Regions from separate parts of the Homo sapiens genome. Here region 1 is linked to region 2. The links are chromatin loops, found by intact Hi-C in ENCODE. Cell type or tissue: PC-3. All regions are shown on one strand.

Region 1 (4,000 bases), 110 kb before region 2:
AAAAGATACTTGGCATCATTAGTTGTGGTGGTTAATATTAAGTGTCGACTTGATTGAATTGAAGGATGCAAAGTATTGTTTCTGGGTGTTGCCAGAGGAGATTAACACTTGAGTCAGTGGAATGGGAGAGGCAGACCCACCCTCAGACTGGGTAGGCACCATCCAGTTGGCTGCCAGTGTGGCTAGAAAAAGCAGGCAGAACAGAATAGAGAACCCAGAAATAAACCCAAAAATGTACAGCCAACTCATCTTCAACAAAGCAAACAAAAACATAAAGTGAGGAAAGACATCCTATCCAACAAATGGTGCTGGGATAATTGGCAAGCCACATGGGGGAGAATGAAACTGGATCCTCATCTCTCACCCTATACAAAAATCAACTCAAGATGGATCAAGGACTTAAATCTAAGACCTGAAACTATAAAAATTCTGGAAGATAACATTGGAAAAACCCTTCTAGACATTGGCTTAGGCAAAGAATTCATGACCAAGAACTCAAAAGCAAATGCAACAAGAACAAAGATAAATAGGTGGGACTTAATTAAACTAAAGAGCTCCTGCACAGTCAGCAGAGCAAACAAACAACCCACAGAGTGGGAGAAAATCTTCACAATCTATACCTTCAACAAAGGACTAATATCCGGAATCTACAAGGAGCTCAAACAAATTAGCAGGAAAAAAACAAACAGTCCCATCAAAAAGTGGGCTCAGGACATGAATAGACAATTCTCAAAAGAAGATATGCAAATGGCCAACAAACATATGAAAAACTGCTCAACATCACTAATGATCAGGGAAATGCAAATCAAAACCACAATGTGATACCACCTTACTCCTGCAAGAATGGCCATAATAAAAAAATAAAAATAAATAGATGTTGGCATGGATGCAGTGAAAAGGGAACACTTCTACACTGCTGATGGGAATGTAAACTAGTACAACCACTGTGGAAAACAGTGTGGAGATTCCTTAAAGAACTGAAAGTAGAACTACCATTTGACCAAGCAATCCCAGCAATCCCACTACTGGGTATCTACCCAGAGGAAAAGAAGTCATTATATAAAAAAGATACTTGCACATGCATGTTTATAGCAGCACAATTTGCAATTGCCAGGATATGGAACCAGCCCAAATGCCCATCAATCAATGAGTGGATAAAGAAAATGTTATATATATATATACACATACATACATATACACACACACATATATACATATATACATATATATGTACACATATATGTATGTATATATATGTACACATATATACATATATATATATATATATATATATATATATATATATATATATATATATATGATGGAATACTACTCAGCCATAAAAAGGAATGACTTAATGGCATTCACAGCAACCTGGATGGAACTGGAGACTATTATTCTAAGTGAAGTAACTCAGGAATGGATAACCAAACATCGTATGTTCTCACTCCAAAGTGGGAGCTAAGCTATGAGGATCCAAATGCATACGAATGATACAATGGACTTTGGGGACTTGGGGAAAAGGATGGGAGGGGGATGAGGGATAAAAAACTACAAATTGGGTTCAGCATATACTGCTCGGGTGATGGGTGCACAAAAATCTCACAAATCACCACTAAAGAACTTACTCATATAACCAAATACCACCTGTTCCCCAAAACCCTATGGAAATAAAAAATTTTTAAAAAGGAAAGCAGGCAGAAGAAGGTGGAATGAGCAGACTTGCTGAGTCTTCTGGCCTTCATCTTTCTCCCGTGCTGGGTGCTTCCTGCCCTCCAATATCAGACTCAAAGTTCTTCACCTTTTGGGCTCTTGGACTTACACCGTGGTTTGCCAGGGGCTCTCCAGTCTTCAGCCACAGAATGAAGGTCACATTTTTGGCTTCCCTACTTTTAAGGTTTAGGGATTCAGACTGAGCCACTACTGGCATTCTTGCTCCTCAGCTTGCAGATGGACTATCGTGGGACTTCACCTTGTGATGGTGTGAGTCAATTCTCCTTAATAAACTCCCTTTCATATATACATCTATCCTATTAATTCTGTCCCTCTAGAGAACCCTGACTAATATGTTAGTCATTAGAGAAACGCAAATCAAAACCACAATGAGATTCCAGTACACACACACAAGAATGGCTATAATCAAAAAGGCAGATAATAAAAAGTGTCTATGAGGATGTGGAGAAATAAGAACCCTCATATATTGCTGGTGGAAATAAAAAATGGTGCAGCCACTGTGAAAAACAGTTTGGCAGTTTCTCAGAAATGTAAGCAGAGTTACCATATGACCCAACAATTCCACTCCTAGATAAATATCCAAGAGAATTGGAAACATATGTCCACACAATAACTTATACACAAATGTTCACAGCAGCATTATTCATAATAGTCAAAAAATTGGAAATGACCCAAATGCCCATCAACTGTTGAATGGAAAAACAAAATGTGGTCTATCCACTTTTTTTGTCCATAAAAAGGAATAAAATTCTGATACATGTTACAACGTGGATGAAACTTTTAAAAACCCATTATTTTAAGTAAAAGAAGCCAGACACAGAAGACCACATATCGTATGATTCCATTTACATGAATTTTGCAGAATGGGCAAATCCATAGAGACCAAAAGTGGTTTCCAGAGACTGAGAGGGACAGAAAGTGTTCTGGAATTGGATAATGGTGATGGCTGCTCAACTTTGTGGATATATAAAGTATGCACACTTTAAAAGGGTAAATTTTATAGTATGTAAATTATAGCTCAATGTAGCTGTTATTTTTCTAAAAAATTAGTCTTCACCTTTAAGTAATTAAACAATTGATAAAAGTGATTACCATAGGTAGCTTTTACATATTTACATCTGTTATGAAAACACACACACACACACACACACACACACACAAATCAAGCAGTTGAATAGAATGAACTACCATTTTGACAGACTTCAACTATCTCCTCCCAGTGCAAATAACACAAGACATCAATGTTTTGGGCAAAGATAAAAACAGAAGTCATTTTCCTGTTGATACTATGCAGAGGAAGTAAAGTGATTGCTAGTAGTATCATGTTATCTTCATCCTTTCCAGCAGTGACCATCACATTGGACAGTGGACAGTGGACAGGTTGCTTATGGTGCCCAAGAGTCCGCACGGCCTGTTTATTTCTACCAGGCAGTCACCATAACCAACAAATTCCTGAGCTGGGCACGGTGGCACACACCTGTCTCCCAGCTAGTTGGGAGGATCGCTTGAGCCCAGGAGGTTGAGGTTGTAGTGAGCTATGATCGTGCCACTGCACTTGTGGGCAACAGAGGGAGACCTCATTTCTAACAACAAAATAAAGAACCAAGAAATTCCCAAAATAACAACTTAGGATCTGAAAAACTCATGGCATGTTGAGTACCCACATAACGTACCTAAAAACAAAAATAAAAAATAAAAAATCTCTAAACTTTTCATTATGGAAACTATCAAACTATCAAACATAAGTTGAGTGAACAGTAGAATGAATCCCAGTCTCAATAATTCTCAGCTGATAGCCAATCTGATTTCACCTTCCCCCATCTACCTCTGCTCCTCCATATAACATATAATCTTACCCATCAATATCTCAGTATGTACTTCTGAAAGAGGACTCTTTAAAAACACACACATGTCTGGGCATGGTAATCCCAGGCATGAGAGGCCGAGGCAGGTAGATTGCTTGAGCTCAGAAGTTTGAGACCAGCCTGGGTAACAGGGCAAAACTCTGTCTCTACAAAACATACAAAAATTATCCTGGTGTGGTGGCACACGCCTGTAATCCCAGCTACTCGGGAGGCTGAGGTGGGAGGATCACTTGAGCCTGGGAGACAGAGTTTGCAGTGAGCAGTGATCAAGCCACTGCACTCCAGCCTGGGTGGCAGCCTGAGACCCTGTCTCAAAAACAAAAAAACCCACACACATACAAAACATATTCAAGTTTCTCTTATTATCTTACAAACTTTAAAAAAAGTTTATATAATGTCCT
Region 2 (4,000 bases):
CCCTCGTTGTTCAAGGGTCAGCTATAAATGGCTTCTTTTTTTTTATTTTTTCAAATGGCAAGAGCCAGAATAAATGGCTCCTTTAATGAATAGGTACCACTGATACATTAATAACTATTCCTTTGTAGACAAGCATGGCTAAGTAGCTAACAAAAACTATTTCTCAATATCATGTTGTTTTCTGAAATTAAAAAGATTGAGTAGCCACTATGCTATAGGAAATTTTGAAAAAGGCAAAAGAGCTCACAATTTTAGGTTTTTAATACCATGATTTTACTTATTGACTGTTGTATTTACGGAAATGATTTTTGTAGCTCACATTTTTAAAAACTGTAAACCTAAAAATCGCCTAAACCAGTCCTTGTCTTAATGGACACAGACTGTGGCTTTTTCAGACAGTTTTTGCTGCATTGGACCTTGGAGCACACTCTCTTTGTGGAACTGGAGACTCTGAGGCCCAGGGAGGGCCAGCCGCCCCAACTAAGAGAGGAACCGGGGGCCATCCCCAGTGTCCTGATTCCTACTTGACTGCTTTCCCCACTGCCCCAGTAGAATTAATGAGGTTTTCTTGTACCCATTCCAGCAGGGAGAGGACCAGTTTCACGCATAATTCTTCATGACTGCCCATAGCATTTTAATTGCCTGTTATTGCGTCAAAATATTGTCCTCCTGACAGCTAAGATAATGTAAATAGAAAGCAAGAGGAGACAGAAAATTGAGGAAATTTGCAAGAAAATAAGAATGCCTTTGAAATACCTTAAAGACTGACTTAATATCATTTGAATAACCGTTTGATCTCTTGCATTGCCAGGTGTGATTATTTAGTGGGAGGTAGTGATTTCTTTAAGACAGACTCTATTTAGAATGAAGTTTCTCTCAGTTTTATGCAGCTTTGGAAAGAGCTCAAGATCCTGCTTGTCCACATTCCCACCGCTCCCCCTCCCCGCATTGAGTAAATGACTCCGCTTTGCTACTTTAGGGACACACCACATCGCATGAGACTTCTGACCCTTCTCATCTCCACATCTACAGATACTCTGGAGGCTTTATGTTAGATGGCAGAGTTACCCCAGATTCTGAAATCTTCCTGTTCATACACTTAGTAAAAGAAACAAAAAAGAAGTTAAAACTAGTAAAAGATGCACCAGCATTAGTCAGTCACAGGAAGGGACTTAACCTCTTTGAGAACGTGCAGCAAGGGAAGTTATCACAGAAGATTACAGTTCCACAGCTGTCATTTAATACCAGGAGGCAGTGGAGCAGTGCAAAATTTGGGGGAAAGTTTGACCCAATAATTTTATACTGAACCAAGTTATGTAGAAAGATAGTAGTATTCTAAAAAAAAAAAAAAAAAAAAAAAAAAAAAAATCCATGAACTCAAGGAAAGGCCCATGAGTCTTTCTTTAAAAAACTACTCAGTGACAAAATGCAGTGAGTCAAGGGATCAACGAAGTCAGTTCATTCATTCAGCAAATATTTATTGACTGCCTGTTACGTGCCAAACCCTGTTTGAGACACTGGGGATGTAACGATTCATTAGCTTACATTCTGATGAGAAATGGTGAAGTGAGTGGTCTGTTTAAATAAACAGCCAAGGCCAAGTAATTGTCAGGAATAATATTTCAGAAGGTAAATACAGTCATGCATCATTAGGCTCTTCCATCATTGTGCAAACATATATTTACAAAAACCTAAATGGTAGAACCCACGGCACACCTAGGCTATAAGGTGTAGCCTGTTACTCCTAGGCTACAAACCTCTACAGCATGGTACCATAGTGAGTACTAAAGGCAGTGTAAGACAATGGTAAGTATTTATGTATCTAAACATACCTAAGCATAGTAAATGTATAGTAAAAATACTGTATGAAAGGTAAAAAAAAATGGAGCTGTGTGCAGTGGCTCATGCCTGTAATCCCAGTACTTGGGAGGCTGAGGTGGGAAGATTACCTGAGGCCAGGAATTCAAAACCAGCCTGGGCGACATAGCAAGACCCTGCCTCTATAACAAACAAACCAAAAAGAAAGATAAAAAATGGTACACCCGGACAGGAACTTCACCATGCATGGAGCTTGCAGGACTACAGGTTGCTCTGGGTGAGTCAGTGAGCCATGGTGAGTGAATGTGAAGGTGTAGGGCATTACTATACACTGCTGTAGACTTTACAGACACTGTACACTCAAGCTACACTAAATCTGTAAGAACATTTTTTCTTCCGTAATAAATTAGCCTTACTTTTTCACTTTATAAACTTTTACATTTTGTTAACTTTTTGATTCTTTTGTTATGACGTTTACCTTAAAACAAATACATTGTACAACTGTACAAAAGGATTTTCTTTATATTCTTATTCTGTAAAGCTTTTTTCTATTTTTTATTTTTGTTTTATTTTATTTATTTTTTTCTTACTTTTTAAACTTTTTTGCTAAAACCAAAGACACAAATGCACACATTAGCCTAGGCCTACACAGGGTCAGGATCATCTGTATCAGAGTCTTCCACCTTCACATTTTGTCCCAGTGGAAGGTCTTCAAAGGCAGTAACACACAGAGCTGTCATCTCCTATGATAACAATGCCTTCTTCTGGATCCCTCCTGAAGGACCTGCCTGAGGATGTTTTACAGTCAACTGTTTTTAATAAGTAGAAGTAGTATATGCTAAAAAAAAAAAACAATTAAAATTATAGTACAGTAAATTCATAAACCAGTAACAGTCATTTATTATCATTATCAAGCACTCTGTACTATACATAATTGTATAGGCTGTGCTTCTATGTGACAGGCAGTGCAGTAGGTTTGTTGACACCAGCTTAAACACAAACACATGAGTAATGTGTTGTGCTGTGACTTTACCATGGCTACTATGTGATAGGAATTTTCCAGCTTCATTATAATCTTATGGGACCACTGTCATATATGCGGTCTCACCAAAACACTGTTATGCGACACTTGACTGTGTTATAAAACATGGGAATGCAAAAATATTCACAAAGCACATAGAATGAGGAGATTGGGATGACAAATTTTCTCATCTTATTTGGGAGCAGGAGATATATCTAAACATTAAGAAATAGAGGTTTTAGTGTATTATGTAAAATTTGAAAGAAAATTCTTAAAAAGCACTAAAAAGAAAGGGGATGCCAGAGTCTTGAAGAAAACAGTAAAGACTTAGAGTCCGCAAAGCAAAAGGCAAAGAACCAAAGCAAGCATCCAGAGCAGGACACATGAAATAAGACATAAAAGAAGATAAAACAAAACAGTCTCATAAGACCACCAAATTAGGCCACACACCTGCAATATCAATAAATACCAATGAGATAAATATCTACTACAGGAAAAAGACTCAGATTGTCCCCAAAATTAAACCCTGCTATGTACAACATAAAACAGCTGTTAGACAAAGACAGATCCTGTATTTCTAACTAAAAGAAAACTGGACTTGTAATAGAAATACTAGATAAGGTTGAGCTCAAGGCATATGGTATAAATGGCTGCAAAGAGAAGCTTTATAAGGACAGAATGTAAGTCCACAGTGAGGCCATAACAGGTCAGTCCCAGGCTCAAAATACCAGCATAAATGTATAAATGTCAGGAAGCGCCAGGAGAAACAGGGACTGTGACTCACCTCAGGAGTTCACAGCAGACCAGCAAGATGGAAAATCAGAGAAGCATGTGGAAGATTTAAATACTTTCTCCTTATTGTAGTTTTTAGCTGAAATGACACCTCCTCAGAGGGACCTTCCCTGACTACCCAATCTAAAGTAGCTTCCCCAGTCACTTTGTATCATACACCTTTTTAAGATCTCTGTAGCGCTCTGTTCCGCTGTTCTCTTATGGGTGTATTATGTTGTGTTTTGTTTTGTTATTTGGCCCAAATCCCTGTGAAGGAGGGACCCTGTTTGTTCTGGTGACTGCTGTAACCCCAGTGCCTAGAACAGTGCCTGGCAAACAAGTCGATCTTGAGTTCATAGTCATCTGAGTGCCTGCTAAATGGCAGGCACT

The links. Peaks named below come from ENCODE experiments on the same cell type or tissue, not always from the same donor. Only the 100,000 strongest peaks of a DNase experiment are listed, where the experiment ranks them.
Region 1: it touches region 2 in a loop (6-fold over the local background); 1 of 110 quality-filtered maps calls a loop at or near these places.

What each region holds. Positions count from the first base shown.
Region 1 is chr9:132,092,742-132,096,741 of GRCh38, reverse strand. No RefSeq gene overlaps it. Among named protein-coding and RNA genes, the nearest start is that of MED27, 15 kb to the right of the region's middle. In PC-3, no CTCF peak of the experiment used is centred here; a DNase peak (open chromatin) is centred at 2,061; H3K27ac peaks cover 2,117 bases.
Region 2 is chr9:131,984,368-131,988,367 of GRCh38, reverse strand. The region is part of intron 3 of MED27 (mediator complex subunit 27); the gene reads left to right. Among named protein-coding and RNA genes, the nearest start is that of MED27, 93 kb to the left of the region's middle. In PC-3, no CTCF peak of the experiment used is centred here; DNase peaks (open chromatin) are centred at 1,077, 1,527 and 2,077; H3K4me3 peaks cover 1,555 bases; H3K27ac peaks cover 4,000 bases.